Regions from separate parts of the Mus musculus genome. Here region 2 is linked to region 1. The links are chromatin loops, found by intact Hi-C in ENCODE. Cell type or tissue: left cerebral cortex. All regions are shown on one strand. Each heading gives the region's core, and the rest is flanking DNA. Links, peaks and the distances in the headings are about the cores only. Region 1 has its middle 87 kb from the start of Gm26327. Region 2 has its middle 200 kb from the start of Gm34052.

Evidence for each region. Peaks named below come from ENCODE experiments on the same cell type or tissue, not always from the same donor. Only the 100,000 strongest peaks of a DNase experiment are listed, where the experiment ranks them.
Region 2: a loop joins it to region 1, with 2.7 times the contacts of the local background. A loop is called at or near these places in 3 of 42 quality-filtered maps.

Annotation. Positions count from the first base shown.
Region 1 is chr7:39,712,470-39,721,986 of GRCm38, reverse strand. No RefSeq gene overlaps it. Among named protein-coding and RNA genes, the nearest start is that of Gm26327, 87 kb to the right of the region's middle. In left cerebral cortex, for the core only: a CTCF peak has its summit at 5,430 (motif pointing left); DNase peaks (open chromatin) are centred at 5,068 and 5,413.
Region 2 is chr7:40,060,146-40,069,662 of GRCm38, reverse strand. No RefSeq gene overlaps it. Among named protein-coding and RNA genes, the nearest start is that of Gm34052, 200 kb to the right of the region's middle. In left cerebral cortex, for the core only: no CTCF peak of the experiment used is centred there; a DNase peak (open chromatin) is centred at 4,392.

The DNA of each region.
Region 1 (9,517 bases), core at 615-8,614:
ATCTCAAACAACACAACCTTCTGTACACCCTTCCGAAGGAACGAATGCTTGTCTAGACTAGATATGGACAGGCGAAATGGTTGGATCATGGGGATCAGACATTAATCTTAATGTACTTTATGGTTTGAATATTGAATGTTCCCACAAGTTCATGTGTTTACAGCTTGGTACCAACAGGAAGAATTATCTGCAAATGTAAATGAAAACCTTAGAAAGTAAGCCCTAGCCCGGTGACTCATGGGATCAATCACTGGAGGCATGTCTTTAAAGGTTACAAAAAGTTACAGTTGTTTTCTAGTCCCTACCCCTTTCTGCCCCACCTCAACCAGGAGAGGAATAAGCCTCCCAGCTGTGTGCCTCCCAGCTGTGTGCTTCCACAGCCAAGTGAGTTGCTCCTTCCAAAGACACAACACCTAGCAGCTATGGTCTGAACCCCCTGGAACTGTGAGTCAGGATAGAATTTTCCTCCCCACACTGTTCTCTCAGGTATTTGGTCACAGAGATTATCACCCTGCCTAGATTTGTCCTCTGACAGCACAATATAAGCATGCATGGTCTCCTGTGGATGTTTGCAGGGTCATATCTTTCTTCCAAACTTATTTAAAAATGTTCCTCTAACTCCCACCAGGCAGATTATGGTCATCTTAGCTAAGGTCACCAACGCTGTGATAGAAGACCGGCCATGAGGAAAGGGTTTATTTGCCTTACAGGTTATAGTCCAACATCAAGGGAAGCCAGGGCTGAAGCAGAGACTATGGAGGAATGCTGCTCACTGGCTTGCTCCTCGTGGCTTTCTCCCACTTTTTTTTTTTCATTTTACTTTCTTCCATTTTTTTAAATTAGGTATTTCTTCATCTACATTTCAAATGCTATCCCAAAAGTCCCCCATACCCCCCCCACTCCCCTACCACCCATTCCCACTTCTTGGCCCTGGCATTCCCCTGTACTGGGGCATATAAAGTTTGCAAGACCAAGGGGGCTCTCTTCCCAATGATGGCCAACTAGGCCATCTTCTGCTACATATGCAGCTAGAGACACGACCTCCAGGGGTACTGGTTAGTTCATACTGTTGTTCCACCTATAGGGTTACAGACCCCTTTAGCTCCTTGGGTACTTTCTCTAGCTCCTCCATTGGGGGCCCTGTGTTCCATCCAATAGATGACTGTGAGCATCCACTTCTGTGTTTGCCAGGCACCGGCATAGCCTCACAAGAGACAACTATATCAGGGTCCTTTCAGCAAAATCTTGCTGGCATATGCAACGGTGTCAGCGTTTGGAGGCTGATTATGGGATGTATCCCCGGGTGTGGCAGGCTCTAGATGGTCCATCCTTTCATCTCATCTCCAAACTTTGTCTCTGTAACTCTTTCCATGGGTGTTTTGTTCCCAATTCTAAGAAGGGGCAAAGTGCCCACACTTTGGTCTTCGTTCTTCTTGAGTTTCATGTGTTTTGCAAGTTGTATCTTGTATTCTTGGGTATCTGGGCTAATATCCACTTATCAGTGAATACATATCATTTGAGTTCTTTTGTGATTGGGTTACCTCACTCAGGATGATGCCCTCCAGGTCCATCCATTTGCCTAGGAATTTCATAAATTCATTCTTTTTAATAGATGAGTAGTACTCCATTGTGTAAATGTACCACATTTTCTGTATCCATTCCTCTGTTGAGGGACATCTGGGTTCTTCCCAGCTTCTGGCTATTATAAATAAGGCTGCTATGAACATAGTGGGACATCTTCTGGATATATGCCCAGGAGAGGTATTGCGGGATCCTCTGGTAGTACTATGTACAATTTTCTGAGGAACCGCCAGACTGATTTCCAGAGTGGTTGTACAAGCTTGCAATCCCACCAACAATGGAGGAGTGTTCCTCTTTCTCCACATCCTTGCCAGCATCTGCTGTTATCTGAATTTTTGATCTTAGCCATTCTGACTGGTGTGAGGTGGAATCTCAGGGTTGTTTTGATTTGCATTTCCTGTTAGGAGCGGGTGTGGCGGCAGTCCCAAAGGCGCCAGGGACTGTAGCTAAGTCGTATGACTTGCACCTGACTTCCTCATATAAGCCGCAAACATCTTGAGAGCTGTGCAGGTGCACCAGGATACCGGAGAATCCAGTTTGATGGAGATATGCCCCTGCTGCCCTGATTAGCTGAAGCTGCGTGCCTGGTGAGGCGGCATGGCCTGCTGTGCATGGATGAGAGTATAAAAGGAGTGAGAGGCCCAGGGTTCGGGGCAGATATAAACAAGAAGAATCAGGACTGAATAAACTGCTGTTAGAAGGACTGGTGGTCGTGTCGTTCTTGCTGGTCGAGAGCGGACGCGACAATTTCCCTGATGATTAAGGATGCTGAACATTTTTTCAGGTGCTTCTCAGCCATTTGGTATTCCTCAGGTGAGAATTCTTTGTTCAGCTCTGAGCCCCATTGTTAATGGGGTTATTTGATTTTCTAGAGACCACCTTCTTGAGTTCTTTATATATATTGGATATTAGTCCCCTATCTGATTTAGGATTGGTAAAGATCCTTTCCCAATCTGTTGGTGGCCTTTTTGTCTTATTGACAGTGTCTTTTGCCTTACAGAAGCTTTGCAATTTTATGAGGTCCCATTTGTCGATTCTCAATCTTACAGCACAAGCCATTGCTGTTCTATTCAGGAATTTTTATCTTCGAGGCTTTTCCCCACTTTCTCCTCTATAAGTTTCAGTGTCTCTGGTTTTATGTGGAGTTCCTTGATCCACTTAGATTTCAGACTATTCTTTCTTTACTACCCAGGGTCATCTACCCAAGGTAGCACAACCTACAATGGCCTGAACCTTTTCACACCAATCATTTATCAAGAAAATGCCCTACAGACTTGACTACAATCAATCCAATGGAGCCATTTTCTCAATGGACGCTCCTCTTCTCTATTTCTACATTGTGTCAAAAGTATATCAGCCAGGTATGACAGTGCCAGTCTTTAGTGGCAGTACATAGGAGGCAGAGGCAGGCAGATCTTGGTGAGTTTGAGGCCAGCTTGGACTATATCGTAGGTTCCAGGACAGGTAGAGCTATAGAATGACTCTCTCTCTCTCTCTCTCTCTCTCTCTCTCTCTCTCTCTCTCTCTCTCTCTCTCTCTCTCTCTCTCCACCCACCCCCCCGAGAAGTTTAAGAAAATGAGTGCTCATGGTTAAGTGGATGGAGTCCTTGCTGAACAGGACAGATGCCATCTAACCTTTTAAGGTTCCTCCCAGCACCAGCACATGGTCATGGCCTCTCCAGGAACACTCTCCACCCATGCGTGAGAGAGTAGAGTGCCAGAAAAAACAAAAACAAAAACAGAAGTTGGGGACTGGTCCTAGACATGTTACCTTGAATACAGCTCCCCACCACATCCTGGTTTCCCAGTCATACGACCATCATAAGACGTGGCACAACCAAGACTCCCCTGGTTCTGGTGCCTTTATGTCTACCCCACTTAGCCTAAACCTAAAAGGATAGAGCAAAGGCTTTGCTTATCATTACAGTCACAAAAATCCATACCAAGACACACTTAAGGACTACAGTATCTGGTCACAGAGCACAGAGCAGCTAAGTCCTTACTGCATAGCTTGGCTCTGCCAGCACAGTACATAACCAGGAAGCCTCAAGGCTTTCAACTGTGACCCCATGGGGAAGGGAACCAGAGCTCTCTGGACAGGGGGCTGGTGGAGACCTGTGCTCACTGTGAACTCAGCACAGGACTGTCACACACTGGACTCAGCTGGGAAGATGTTGAGGCCCCAGGAGTCCATACCACACCTATTGGGATAAGGCTCAAGGTCTTGGACTCTTAAAGCCTCCACCCACCCCAGAGATTCTGAAGTGGATAGAAGGGTAAGGAACGCTACCCCAGGGCAACCTCAGGTGCAGATTTTGATGTTCTGAAATTTGGGAATTCTCTTTCCTTGTAACTTAGCATGAACATTTAAAAAGACTGACAGAAAGATGAGCGGTAACATACCGAGGCACATTCAAAAATTAAAAGTACACAAGATAAAGACAACTTGAGGCCCAGAACCTGAACCTAAAAGCCAAGACACAGGTGAAAGATACTAGGCTATGTTGCTCCTTGGGAAAGGAAAATGTACGCTAGGATTTAAAGACATTGCTACACAAGGCAGTTTTAAGGTTGGATGTAATATTTAACTCTAAGAATTCTCATTTTGTCCCTTGTTCAGCAAGGCTGAGGGACCTGTGAGTATCAAAAAATAAAAAATAAATAAAAAACAAAAAACAAAAACGGATTAAGCCTCCTACCCAGTTGGATTTGCAGACAGTGGGCTTCAACGAGGTTCAAATGTGCTCCCAGACAACCCATTAAAGAACGTTCTGATTAAAGAGAGCATGGAATTTAAATGGTGAGATGGGCTGACTCTATGAAGACTCTCCTTGGGTCTGACTTTTCAGCCAGACCCAAGAAATCCACCCCCAACCTCTCTGTCTTCTATTTCAGGGTGAGAAGAGCTGGGCCTCTGGCTGTGAGGTCTAATTACCTATCCTGCTGGGGCTTCCTGCTGCCTGCTGGGCGCCCAAATACCCCTTGGTTGTAGCTTACTGCTTCGAAACACTGAAAGTAAAAGTCTGGAAGATCCTCTCCTCTGCCTGTTCACTCCCAAGTATTTATCAAACCCATTTCCTAGGAGGAAGCAAGTGGGAGATGATACCCCCTCTCCCAGACTCTGCAAAGCCCATAAAGTCCCCTTTCCTGTGAACAGAGTTCTTCTTAGTCTAGAGTCTCATGTTCGAGGTAAAGCTCTCCTGAAGTAAATTCTTACCTCTCACTCTGAAAACGTGGAAACCAGGGCAAATTCAGATAAGATGCTGGCTGTCGACTGCTGTCTGAACTCACAACTCATATCCTCATTCTGCACTCAGAAACCGAGAAGATTTTGATGGCAAGTGACACTATGCCTTGCACTAGCTCTGTGGCAGCCAGAGTGCCCACTGACACAGTTCCACAGTTCCACAGTCGACGCCTCACTGAAGCTCATCAGAGCTCTACTCCAAGGTGCTTCTGGGCAGCCCAGTCACTCAGAAGATGCCATAGGGCAGGCAAGGTCAGGCTCAGCAGACTTGATAGGCTTCTCTGCGGCAATTCTTTTCCTATTTTATATGTTGAACTGTGTACCCTCTGTTCAGATACCTATTCATATCGAGTGGATTTTGCATCCTTCAAAATATTCTTGGAAATGTCAGCACGCTTCTTCTACAATACCTTGTGCTAAGACAAAAGCTTGTGGCACCACTAACTGGTAAGCCAGCTTAGTGTAAATAAGAGGGGAGAAACACATCCCTTCCCCAGCGACACATTTTCACTCCAACTGTTGAAAAGAAAAAAAAAAAAAATCTAATGCAGACTTTACTGGGACAAAGGATTCCACGAAGTTACATGGAACTTTATTGCCATCTACTGGAATGCTTTTGAATGGTACCACACTGCTATGCAGACAGAGCTTCTGTGGGTTCCCAGGGCTCCTTGTGGACTTGATAGGGTTAAGAAATGTGGGCGGGGCAGCGGGGGTGGGGTGGGTGGTGGGTGGGGAGGATGGTAGTGAGCATGCCTTTAGGTGTGACTGAGAGGACATTTCAAGAGCCCATTAGATGATCAGGACTTTGGTATATTCACAACTTAATGATTTGTTTGTTAGTTTGTTGAATGGCAGTTAGAGGTGAGACCTAATTGGAGGAGGCAGTTCACCCAGGTTGGGTTCTTTGGGCTATGTAACAAATATCAAGAATGAGTCTTACCATAACAATACGTTTAGGACAAGTAGTTCTAATAGTCTTATCTGTTTATCCAGTAAAACCTTTCATTTACTCAAAGCCCCACTTCCGTATTCTAGGACTGCGTTGCTTCCTTTTCCCTTCCTCTTCATTTCCTATGCAACAATTCTTTCCAACGTAGCCGAATGAATAAGATTGTGAGGCTGGACCCTAGCCGATGAAGGAAAAACTTAATTCAAATCAAAAGACAGTCACCACCTTCCTTAGAATAAAACCCAAGTTCCGGTCTTGGGGAGTTCCCTCTTGTGCTAGAGTGAAGTTTGCCTTTTCCAGACACTTCATTTGGAGTGGTGGTCTCTTTTATTAAGACCCTGGACTTACTTCTATCAGCTATATGTCTCTGTGGACTCTTGTGGTAGCCCCCCTCCCTGCTTTCTCTCTGCCGCAAAGAGTTCCTTTGCCATAAACTCCTACTTCCATGAGGTTTTGCCCAACCACCTAAGTCCTGAACCCTCTGAAACAGTGAACCAAAGCAAATCCATCCACTCTAAAGTATTTTCTCTGGACTGAGTTATTACTTTTGTGTGCACTTGTGTATGCCTGCAAGAGTTTATGTGTGTCCTGTGCCTGAGGGAAGCTGTGGAGGCTGGAAGAGTTTCTCAGGCACCTTAGAACTGGAGTTGCAGGTGGTTGAGAGACAGCTTGTGAGTGTGTGGAACTGAACCTGTGTTCCCTGCAAGAGCGGTGATCATCTGCTTAGTCCCAGGTTGTCATTTCCTTCTCCACACCTACTGTCACATCCGATTGCTCTAGTCGTTTATTTGTGTCCCTCTCAGAGGTGCATAAGGACCTGTGCATCTTGGTCACTGTTCCTAACACAGGGCAGACCAGTGCTATGCCAGCTGCCTAACATTTGGCTTTGCCAAATGAGTGAGATGCCTCTCTGATTTTAAGTCACAGACTACATTTGCTATGAAAACTTATGCCCAATCATTCACCATAAATGGGTCCCTAGAAACTATAAATAGTGTGTCTTACCACTACCCAACCTCCAGCATTTATATTAGTGTCACTTTGTCACACTAACATTAAATATCTGAGAGAAATTACATAAAGGAAAGATTCATTTGGGCCAAGGGGGTGGTGGCTAGTTGGTGCCATGCATTAGAAAGAAGTTTGTGACAAATAGTAGGAATATATAGCAAAGGAGTGCCATTCACTAAGTGGCTAGCCAGGAGTCTGACAGGGAAATAAGAATGCTTCAAAGATATGGGAACAGTCCAGGTATATATTCCCAAGGATTCACCCTCAGAATCTTACTTCCTCTAGCTTGACCCTATTCCCTAAGTTGCCTAGAACCTACTAAGATAGCACAGCCAGCCAGAGGCCAAGCACTCAATATATGAGAGGGCAGAGATTCAAATTCAAATCACAGAAACAGAGGCTGGCACTAAGCCATTGTTCTCCTGAGAACTTGAACAAGGACTCCACTCATATATTCCACAGATATACCTGTGCTTTCAGCTAAATTCCCCTTCCTGACACGGCTTAGACTGAACACAGACTGAGTAGGCCATAGCTTCCTCCAAGTGGCAGTGGGGATAATTTGTCACTCCCATAGCCTGAGCTAGTGATGGAGAGATGGCCGAGAGACAGTGTAAACAAATGGACTTTGCTTGTTCACACCCAAAAGTCTAGTTTTGCTTTTTTTTTTCTTCTCCCAGGATTACAAAATAGTAAGAAGTCACAAGGTAGTGGTTACTCAAGTGGTGAATCAGCCTACCTGCAACATTTTCTCAAGCAAAACAAAAGAAAATTTTTTTGGCCTGGACAATGTGGGAAGGAATGAAGGTGATCAGGAGAGAGAGGAGTAAAGAGGGCAAGGAAAGAAAGAAGAAAGGAAAGGAGAGAGCAGGGTGGGAACCACCAATGGAGAGGCATCAAGTAAAACCCGTCCAACCCCTCTTTTAAAAACCCTGGTATTGCACCTGAGAGATGGCTCAGAGATTAAGAGCATCGACAGGTCTTACAGAGGACCCAGGTTCGATTCCCAGCACTCATGTGGTGGCTCACAAACATCTGTAACAACAGTTCCAAGGGATCTGACAGCCCCTACTGGCTTCCACTGGCACTGTACATACACAGTGCAACATACACACATGCAGGCAAACACGCATACATATAGGATAAAAATAATCATTAAAAAGCATAATATTAAACAACACTAAACTTTAATAACCTTTAAAGTGCATTTTATTTTGATGGAGGAAGCAGTATATCCTTTCATTTGGGAATAGCAACAAGACCTGAACCCCCTAAGTCTTAAAGAGAAATGACCTGAACCCCAAAACCTCTCCCTCTCCCTCTCCCTCTCCCTCTCCCTCTCCCTCTCCCTCTCCCTCTCCCTCTCCCTCTCCCTCCCCCTCCCCCTCCCCCTCCCCCTCCCCCTCCCCCTCTCCCTCTACCTCCCCCTCTCCCTCCCCCTCTCCCTCTTCCTCCCACCCCACACACATCAGGAAAAACCTGTGTGTGCCTGATCCTGGCCTGGGTAGAGACTGCAAAATGATGTAACAGAAGCTCAACTCTGGAAACTGCCAGGTCCTCATCAGAACTTTCTCCCAAGTTTCGCAGATTTCAGTTACAGCTTCTGCTGTCTGGAGTCACCCTTGAAGTTCATTTGCATAAGGCTTTTGGCCTTTTTCACTCAAGAAAATTGAGAAGACAAATGAGAGTGTCGGAAGCAAGCTTATTAAAATCTTGTGCTGCTCTGTAGCATGACACTTATTTCTACAGACACTTCTTGGGTGCTCAGTGACTTCATTTTTCTGGGACAGAAGCTCCATCCTCTGACCCTGGGAAATAAAACAAGCCCATCAGATGCACATCAAGAGAACAGTCTTAGAACTCACAATGAAACAGCTTATTATCATCACCATCACCATTATCCAACTTCATGTCCCCTTAAGCTACCATCCCTGGTAGACTGGGCTTCCAAAAGACACAAGAGTCTTTTGGGACTCTTATCCCCAAACTGACAGTGAAAATTACCTAGAAGGTGAGCCCATCACTATTAGTGGGGACTCTGGACAGGACATAGAGGAGAGCGTTCATCAAAAGAGCAGACCAACACACAGGGGCCACTATGGAGCACGCTTGGAGTTCTCACTACCTTCCTAGGGCGAGGTAGCTGGGCTGCTCATCCTCACAACCCCACGCCTCATCTCCAGCATTGGCTGCTCCAAAGCCCTTCACCCTCTCGCAGCGCTTCTGACCTGTCCCACTTTTGGGAGTGAGCAGCGGAGCACAGAGCCTGCAGGATGACTGGGGCAGGGTGCTGCCAGCAACCGCACAAACTGCTGATCTCCCAGCCCTCAGCTACAGGAAACACAGCTGCCACTCTGGAGTCAGGAAGGTAGTGGTGTCTAAAGAGCCTGACAATTAAATGTTATACAGAAGCCAGGCATGTGTAGAACAGTTTGGCACCAAATACACATGTCTTCTGTCTTCTGATTAAAATGAAAATGACTCTGTCTCTGTACGTTACAAACCACCTAGGAAAAGCCCTGACTATGTGAGCTTTGGTTCTTCCATCTCCTCAGGTCTCCCCAAAGACATTCAGATTAGATTCTACTCAAGAAGACAGATAAAAATGAGAAGTAGACTTTTGATTCTGAAGCAGCTGTTCCCCTTTGCAGGGGTCTGCTGAGACCCAACAACTGAAACACCTTTGCAGGGGTCCACTGAGACCCAACACACTGAAAAGCAGTGGC
Region 2 (9,517 bases), core at 733-8,732, 350 kb before region 1:
GGCCCTGGAGTACTTTTCAACCATAAAAAGGAATCATTGCTCGCATTGCTACAATTCATTAAAACTTTACATTAAGTGAAAGAAACCAGACCCAAAAGACTACATATTGCACTGTTGTGAAATGTATAGAATAGGCAAGTTTATGGGAGCAGAAACCTCACTTGCAGTTTCCACAGAAGGAATTAAATTGAAACCCAAGTGTCAACAGCCACACACATTTTTTTCTTCTTTCCTCTTTTTTAATTTTCTTGATAGAGAATGTCACCATGGCTCCTGTTATGAAATATAATACAGTGGGGTACCTGGCAGGCCCATGCCAAGCTGTCCTCCAGAGATCACACCATGCCATGTCACACAACAGACCTGGCATAAAGAAGGCTTATTTGGGGGAAAGAAAGGGAGAGAGGGCTTGGATAAGGGGTAGAGTCAGACAGATGGAAGCAGAGCCATGAGGGCAGAGAAGGACAGAAAGAAGAGCAGAAATGGGGAGAAAGAGAGCAGACGGAAGCATGTGAGAAACAAGAGAGAAAAGAAAAGAGAGAGAACTGGAGTGGCAAGCAGTCCTTTTACCCCACCCACATCTGACAGTGGCAGGTAACGGCAGCAGGTGATGACCTAAGCCATTGATAGGTCCCTGGGAGGAGCCTGGTGCAATCGGCTCTAAGCCAACATAGCCCACACTGGCCTTAGAAATGGAATTAGAAGTGTCTAACGATAGAGACAGCAGAGTGACATGACCAGGACGTAGAATTTGTAGCCCTCCTGTCTATGTCTCTCAGTTTCTGGGACTATGTGTTTGTGCCACTTTACCCTACGCATGTCACTGTACAGAGATGGTTATGTTGTGGAATTAGAGGATGGTGATAGTCATTTGGCTTGTGAATATATCAAAGGTCACTGAATAGCACCTCTGAACATTTTAAATACTTAAGAATATTATAATTTTTAACATTTACATTCAATCATCTGTGCTCATTCAATCAGTCCAAACATCTCTGAAAGGAATATTCATCCTAACCTTCAGAGTCTGAAGCATTTCTTTGGGCACAGAAGCCCTCACAAATACATGTGAAGGCTTAAAAGGAAGGCATTCTCATTGGTCACCAAGGTCTACAAGACATGTTGTGCTTTTAGACAGTCTATGGGGGCCCAGCAAACCCCTGAAGCATCTAGGAAGACTGAAAAACAGGAAGAGAATGACACATAACTGCCGAAGGCTAAACTGGACATTTCAGCTATGGACAGAACATAGGAGAATAGAGAAGATCCACACAGACACCAAGAGCTTGACCTAAGCTACTGAGGGATGCCCTGTGCTGTGGTAAACCTGGCAACAACTATTGGAAACATTGCAGCATCCATTCAAATCTTTATGAGAGCCAGTTCTTTTAAATAAACCTTTATGTACAACAAACAGCCTGCTTCAGACCAGTAAGACATACTTAAAATCGAGGAGTCCATCTACTCCTCTTTGCTTTTTAGTATGCCCCAGATTAAAAAGACCATTGGAAGTGATTTTATTGAATTTCTTGAGACACAGTCTCTATGTGACCTGAGTTGGCCTCAAATTCAAGATAACCCCCTGAGATCCCAGGTGCCGCCACCACCACCACCATCACCACCAAGCTTAGCCCCAAGTGGAGTTTAGTTAACACTGAGATTAGAAATGTCCAGCCTGGCCGGGCATGGTGGCGCAGGCCTTTAATCCCAGCACTTGGGAGGCAGAGGCAGGAGGATTTCTGAGTTCGAAGCCAGACTGATCTACAGAGTGAGTTCCAGGACAGCCAGGGCTACACAGAGAAACGCTGTCAAATTTTTCATTTTCTCATTCAACCATCTCTGATCTCTCATTGAGGTGTCCATCTCTTTATTCTGAGTCATGTGTCCTTTAAACATTCTGCAGACATAGGACCTTCTTTTCTCAGGTTGTATTTTGCCAAAGATAGTCTGTCAACAATTTACATTTTTAGTTTCTAAACAGTCTCTTTAGAAGATGAAAGTTTTCATTTGGAGAACTCAAATGTATTATTCTTTTGCTATCACAGTCAGTGTACTTTGTGTTCTAATGGATCTCTGCCCAGCCCAAGGGATTTGTTTTCCTTGTGTTCCAGAACGTTAGAGTTTTGTTTTTAACTGTGAGGCCCAGGAAGCCTTAACACTTAAGTCTGTGGCTCATTTTAAGATGATTTTTCTATGTGGTGTGAAGAAAGGATGGAGACTCCTGTTTACCTATATGATTGCTTACTGTCACTGCTCCATTTATTAAAAAGACACTGCTTTCCCCATTAAAGTAACTTCAAATTCTAATCAATTGATGAGATGTATATATACACTTCTATGTTTGGTGCTCCATTGATCTATAGGCTAGCCATACACCAGAACTACATTCTACTGACTGCTCATGCATTAAAATATCTGTTGAAATCTCACAGCAACAGAAGCCCTCTCCTAGCCTTCACCACACAGCAGTCCTCCCTCCCTTACTTACCTAGAGCTTGGGTATATATGCAGTTCACAGCTCAGAACCATTTAGGAAACATGACCAAGAAGTTTTATTGTGTTTTATTTGCATTGCATTGAAATACAACCAGAAGACACTTGTATTTTAAAGCATTGGAGTATCTCATTCAGACTTCTTCAATTATTTAATCAGCTCTTTCATTTCTCTAAACAATTGTTGGTAGTTCTGAGTGTAATTGTTTAGTTTAGGTTTTTTTTTTTTTAAATGTGTAATTTTCTGATGTCTCGTATCATTTGGTGGTATTCTTAAGGAAATTTTAACATAATTTAAAATGTTTTTTATTTATATTTTCTTTTTTATTATCGATTTTTATTAATTATGAGAATTTTATACAGTGTATTTAGATCATATTCACACTCCAAGCAATAGTTCTTAGAGCAGTATCCCAGACTTTTCCCAGATCTATTCTCAGCTCCTCGACCACTCAACTGCTCTCTGTCTCTGCCTGTCTCTGTCTCTCTGTCTCTTTCTCTCCATCCTCCCTTCCCTCCATATTTAAAAGCCCATCAGCATCAATTTGTGCTACCCATATGCTCCTGGGTGTGAGTCCATCCACTGTTCTATGCTAAGTTTTCTTTATTTTTAAATTTCCGTGATTATTATGTTTTTGAGACCCCGTCTAACTTTGTAGTCCCGGCTTGCCTGGAACTCACTATGTAGCTCAAGCAGGCCTTTAACTGGTGGCCAGCTTTATGGCTTTATGACCCAGGATTATGGCGTTTTCCTTATGTTCAAACATTTTCAAATATTTGTAAATATTTTCTAGTTCTACTTTTGTCTTTTCTTCCTTGTTTACTAAACATAAGTAGTTTAGCCTTTAATTACTCAAGTATAGATACCTTTTAATTACTAATTTCTGATTTAACTTCACTGTGAAATGTAGGTGTGTATAGCTTTAAAGCTTTTCAGTGCCGTCTACTCCCCCAGTAGTGGACAAGTTTCCTTTCTCAGAGCATCAATGATAGCTAAGATTGTTGGACATATTAAAAAGCATTTCTTGGCTATTTGTGTTTCTTCTTTTGAGAGCTGTCTGTCCGTTTCACTAACCCACTTATTGGCTGCCAGCTCTGCGGTTTTGTTGCTCAGTTAAATGGCAGACATCAATCGTAGACTTTCTTAGCTGAGTATCTCACCAGACCATGAAATTAATAAAGAAAATAAAAACTTGAAAAAATAATAAAGTAAAATAAAAACGGGACAAACTATGAGCTAGCAAGCAAAGCCCCTTGGTCTTAGAATGGTCTGAAGTTATCTTGGCACCTTACACTATGAGAGGCTAACGTCCTGAAGAGCTTAAATGCTTTTCTGTAAAGTCAGTCTCAGTCTACTACTGAGACGCTGAATCTCACAGAACTGCCTCCAGTTCCACAACAGACTTTGACGCAGTTTTTCCTGGGACTTGGAGAGGGCTTATCTGCAGCCCATTAGCTGTAATGTGTGCTTCCCCTGCCAAGTGATGGTCTAATTTATCCTCACGACCCAGTATCTGATGGATATCACATTTGTGGAGAAAGAAACACAAATCTGTTTCCTACTTAAAACATGGGATTTTTTTTTTGTAACGACCAATAAAATATTTAGTTTTTATCTGTACGGGAAAATAGCTACTGCTAATTGGAAAAGGGCTAGTGACTTAGTTAATTCAAAATGACTTAAGCATATCTAGACAGTTTCTTTAGAGAGGCACATTTGCTTAGTGTCACAGGCTCCTGTTCTAAAAACATCAATATTTCATTTACTAGAATCATTAAAACCAGTGTACTGATCACATCTCTGAGGCAGCCAGGCAGAGAGATAAGCATCTAGAACTTCCCTGAATAGACACCACCCACCATACTCGCCCTGGAAACGGAGTGTAGTGAATTATTTTCTCAAATCAAATATACTTTTGTCAGGAGTCATAGTTGGGGGAAAGAGAAGATTCTAGACTCAAGCTTATTGGTTGAAAGCTGAACATGATCTACCCCACTTTAGCATGAGCTAAGAATTATATTTTGAGTGTGTCTGTCAGATGTTTCTGAGGCATCATCTATTAAAACAATAATAATGATTATTATAATATCGTCTCCTCATCTTCCTCCTCCTCCTCTTCTTCTTCCTCCCCCTCCTCCTCCTCCTTCTCTTCCTCTTTCCAAGCAATACTAAAACATGGTTCTGAAAGCCCTGATTTTCAAATACATAAAAGTGGAAGAGCAGAAATGGTGAAGAATTTGGCACACTCGGAAATTAAACAACCATGCCCTCAGGCCTCAGCCAAATTCCAGAGCTCTGACCCATCTGCAGCTTTGTCTCTTCTGTCATCTGATGTCTGCATGTCCTGTGTGTCACTCCTGCTGTGCATTCCTCCTACATGAGCATATCCCTTGCCACTTGGATCTGAACAGATGACTACACGGTTTTTGTCCCATGTCCTTCATTCTGTTACTATCTGGGATGTTTGACCCATTTCCTGATATCCTGTTTATATCCTGTTTGTGCCAGGGAAATATGTCTATATATCTGGTCTCCTCCTGTTGGTTCCTTATGATTAGAGAACACATAATCACTGTGGAGTACATGAAACCATTTTTATAATAGAGCACATACTCTTTTACAAATGTATTATTACATTTATTTATTTATTTATTTATTTATTTATTTGGGGAGGGGGTTTACACGTGTGCCAAGCATGTTTAGGCAATTCAGAGGAAACCTTTTGGGAGATATTGCTCTCCTCCCACCAGGTGGGTACCAGGGATTAAACTCAGAGTGTTAGGTTTGGCTACTTTTAACTACAGAGCCATGTTGGTTATATCACAAGCTCTTTCACTCACATGCACATTTTTATTATACTTCTGATTACTTATATAATGACTTTACCATGAAAAAGACACTTCCTTAAATATTAAGTAGGAAATGTGTTTAAGTTCTAATAAAACTTGGTTCTGAGTATCAAAATAAAATTCATACTCACAATTATATCCAACTTTTCTTTCTATACTGGGCATCAAAACCAAGTCATACAGTTTATTAAGCAAGTAGTCTATACCAGCATTTCTATTTTTTGTTCATTTGTTGTTAGTTTTGATCTGCTTTTGTTTGCCTTGTGTCTGAGACAAAGTCTTGATCTGTAGCTCAGACTGGCCTGCCTGGGTTGATTGATATCTACTACTTCAGACTCTTATGTACTTCCCACCATCTGTCTAATGATATTCCAAAATGTTATCTGTTGATGTTGCTGATTTTTAATAGATATAAAATCCTGTTTCGATGCTTTATTACCAATCTCACGGTGCAAGTTTTTCTAACACACACACACATGTGCGTGTGTGCATGTAAACCCTCTAAAACAGTGGTTCTCAGTCTGTGGGCCATGACCCTTCTTGGAAGTCAAGTGACCTTTTCACAGGGGTCACATATTAGATGTCTTGCATATCAGATATTTATATTACAATTCATAACAATAGCAAAATTACAATTTTGAAGTAGCAATGAAAATAATTTTGTGGTTTGGAGGTAGCACAACTTGAGGTATTAATGGGTCTCGGCATTAGAAAGGTTGAGAGCCACTACCCTCAAAGAATGTAAGTACAGTGGATGAAATTTTAGTCATTTGAATGATCTTGAATGTTTCTGGCTTTATTGCATCAGTAGTTTTTATCTAATGATTAAGTACCAATGTACCCTCAGGAAGAGTTGCTGAAATTAGTCAAGCATACATATCAAATTTTACATAATGTATTCTCATAAACTTCTAAACTTTTAAGGAATATAAGCAGTGATGGCATGCGTGAGCATCTGCCACCTCCTGCTGCCCTTCCTGAAGCAGGCAGTGCCTCTGCAGTCTTTAGAAATTTGCCTGCCCAATTATCTGTAGGCACACACTTTATGGTCTTATTTTTCCCTAAATATCACAGTAAACCAAGAGATTTGTTTCTTTTTTTAGTCAACTAAAGATTTCATTTTTTAAAATGAGTTTTTCATTATTTTAATAAAAGATTTTTCTTTTTCAGATAAGGATATAATGCAGTATTATATATACTAGGGAAGTGCTTTGCTCCTGAGCTAAGTCCCTAGTTCCTGGTTTTGTAGGAACGACATTATGTAGCAAAGGCTGGCCTCAAACTCAAAATCTTTCTGCCTCAACCTCCCAAGAGATGAAGGGATTAGAAGTGTGTCACAAATCCTACATTAAAATGCACTCTTTAAAATGACAGTCTGAGGGACTGAGGAGGGAGGTCAGAGGCGAAGAGCACAGACTGCTCTTACAGAGGGCTGGAGTTTCCCCTACCATGTTCAGTAGTTCAGGATGGCCTGTAACCATAGGTCCAAATGACCCTGATGTCGTCTTCTGGCATCTACAAGCCCCTGCATGCACTTTGGTGGTAGTGGTAGGGGGTAGGGCACACATGTAAACACAAAGATACACACATAATTAAGGTTTCTTTTTTATTATTTAAATGCCAATTTGTGTTTCTGCAACACTCAAGATTAGTGCAGTCTTAGTAGGTTGTCTTATCATAGCTTTTGCAAACCCACACATTCAAAAAAAAGTTATGAAAGAAAAACAGACTCGAGGTGTTTTAATGAATACTCAGTTATGATACTGATAATCTCTTAGCTATCCAAATTCAATGATTAACTGAAATTTTGAATAAGAGGTTTGAACGGTCTCAATAAATTAGGACTTAAATTATCCCCATTTTCATCCAAATTATTTTGTTTTTATTTGTGAGGATTTCTTTCATGTTTAGCTGATTTAAATGGAAGGGTTTGTAGTCAGAAAGAATAATCTGTTAATTCATTTTTCCATTCAAATGAAGATAAAGTCATTTTTCAAAATATAAATATCAGCTTAGCAGAATTCAGACTTGTTAGCCCTTCATGCTTGAAGACTATCAGTGTTTGCAAAAAAGATCACTGAATTGTGGTGCACAATGGCAGTGAACTACAAATTTCTCTGGCAAAGGTAATTTTAACACATAAATGAGAACAAATAGTGTGAATTATGAGGAAATCCTGGAAGAACAGCTCTAGTCACAAAAAAATAGGTCCTACATGTTTATAGAAAACATGTCAACCAGGGAAAGGAGTCTTCCATATCTGAAATCAACTGCAAGGATACAGGGCTGGTAAGCACCAACATGGATATGATGAGAGAAGCACGGGTGTGCTGTCTCCCTACAGGAACTTAGTCTCATTCTTGGTCCAGATTTTTTCTTCACCTTTTCAGTCTGATAGATATTCCCTGTATTAGTTATTTGTTGTTGTTGTTGTTGTTGTTGTTGTTGCTATAATAGAATACTCTGGCAAAAGCAATTTAGAGGAAAAGGTACATTTTCCTTGAAGTTCCAGAGGTGTATAGTTCATCTTGACAGAGGAGACAAAACAATAGGCAGGGAAAACGTGGCGACAGGACAGGAAGCTGTCTGTTCACATTTTTTTTATCACCACACAGGAAGCAGAAAGTGATAGAGAACAAAATTGAGCCAAACTTAGAAACCAACAAAGCTGCCCTTGGTGATGTAATTCCTTCAGCAAGATTTCACCTCCTAAAGGTTCCATAAGCTCCCTACGTAGCACCACCAACTGGTGACTAAGTTCAATTACATGTGCCCATCGGGGAGGCAGAGGCAGGCAAATTTCTGAGTTCGAGGCCAGCCTGGTCTACAGAGTGAGTTCCAGGACAGCCAGGGCTAAACAGAGAAACCCTGTCAAAAACAAAAACAAAAACAGAAACAGAAACAGAAACAGAAACAGAAACAGAAACAGAAACAGAAACAGAAACAGAAACAGAAACAGAAACAGAAACAGAAACAGAAACAGAAACAGAAGCAGAAGCAGAAGCAGAAGCAGAAGCAGAAGCAGAAGCAGAAGCAGACGCAGACGCAGACGCAGAAGCAAACGCAAACACAAACACAAACACAAACAAACAAACAAAACCTTTCTCATACGTTCCACCAAATCCTCACTCTTCAAAGCAAGGCACTGTCTGTCACTTCTTACTGAACCCAGCACCTCACAATTGAAAACTCTGGATTACAGAACAGTAATTCTGAGCTGTTGACCACAGTAAAGGTTTCTCCAGTTCACATGTGTGCATGGAAGTGAGAGCCCGAGGCTAAACCTCACAGAAACCATTAGATAAAACGAGCAACATTCACAAAAGTGGGAATCCCAGTGACACGAGGGTTTTCGTGGAGGTGCATAGTTTTCCTTCTTTCTTCTTCTTTTTTTTTTCCATTTTTTATTAGGTATTTAACTCATTTACATTTCCAATGCTATACCAAAAGTCCCCCATATCCACCCACCCCCACTCCCCTGCCCACCCACTCCCCCTTTTTGGCCCTGGTGTTCCCCTGTACTGGGGCATATAAAGTTTGCAAGTCCAATGGGCCTCTCTTTCCAGTGATGGCCGACTAGGCCATCTTTTGATACATATGCAGCTAGAGTCAAGAGCTCCGGGGTACTGGTTAGTTCATAATGTTGTTCCACCTATAGGGTTGCAGATCCCTTTAGCTCCTTGGCTACTTTCTCTAGCTCCTCCATTGGGAGCCCTGTGATCCATCCATTAGCTGACTGTGAGCATCCACTTCTGTGTTTGCTAGGCCCCGGCATAGTCTCACAAGAGACAGCTATATCTGGGTCCTTTCAATAAAATCTTGCTAGTGTATGCAATGGTGTCAGCGTTTGGATGCTGATTATGGTCCTTCTTTCTTCTTTGGGTAGTTTTTTTTTTTTTTATTTTGTTTTTTAGATATATAAGGCTGCCTGCAATATAGTACCTAACCCAGGATAGCCTCAAGTCTGAGGACTTCAGATCTCAGTCCCTTTGCAAAGTGCCAGGGTTATGGGCAGTGCCACCATATATTGCCTCAGACTAATGTTAGCTGAGCCCATTTCGCCTGACTTCACTGTCCCCAAGGAATATATTCTTTGGCTGAATCCATCAAAGCACAATAAAGGACCACTATGAACAGCTTCCCTTCACAGCCAAGTAGACATGTCTGTCTATTG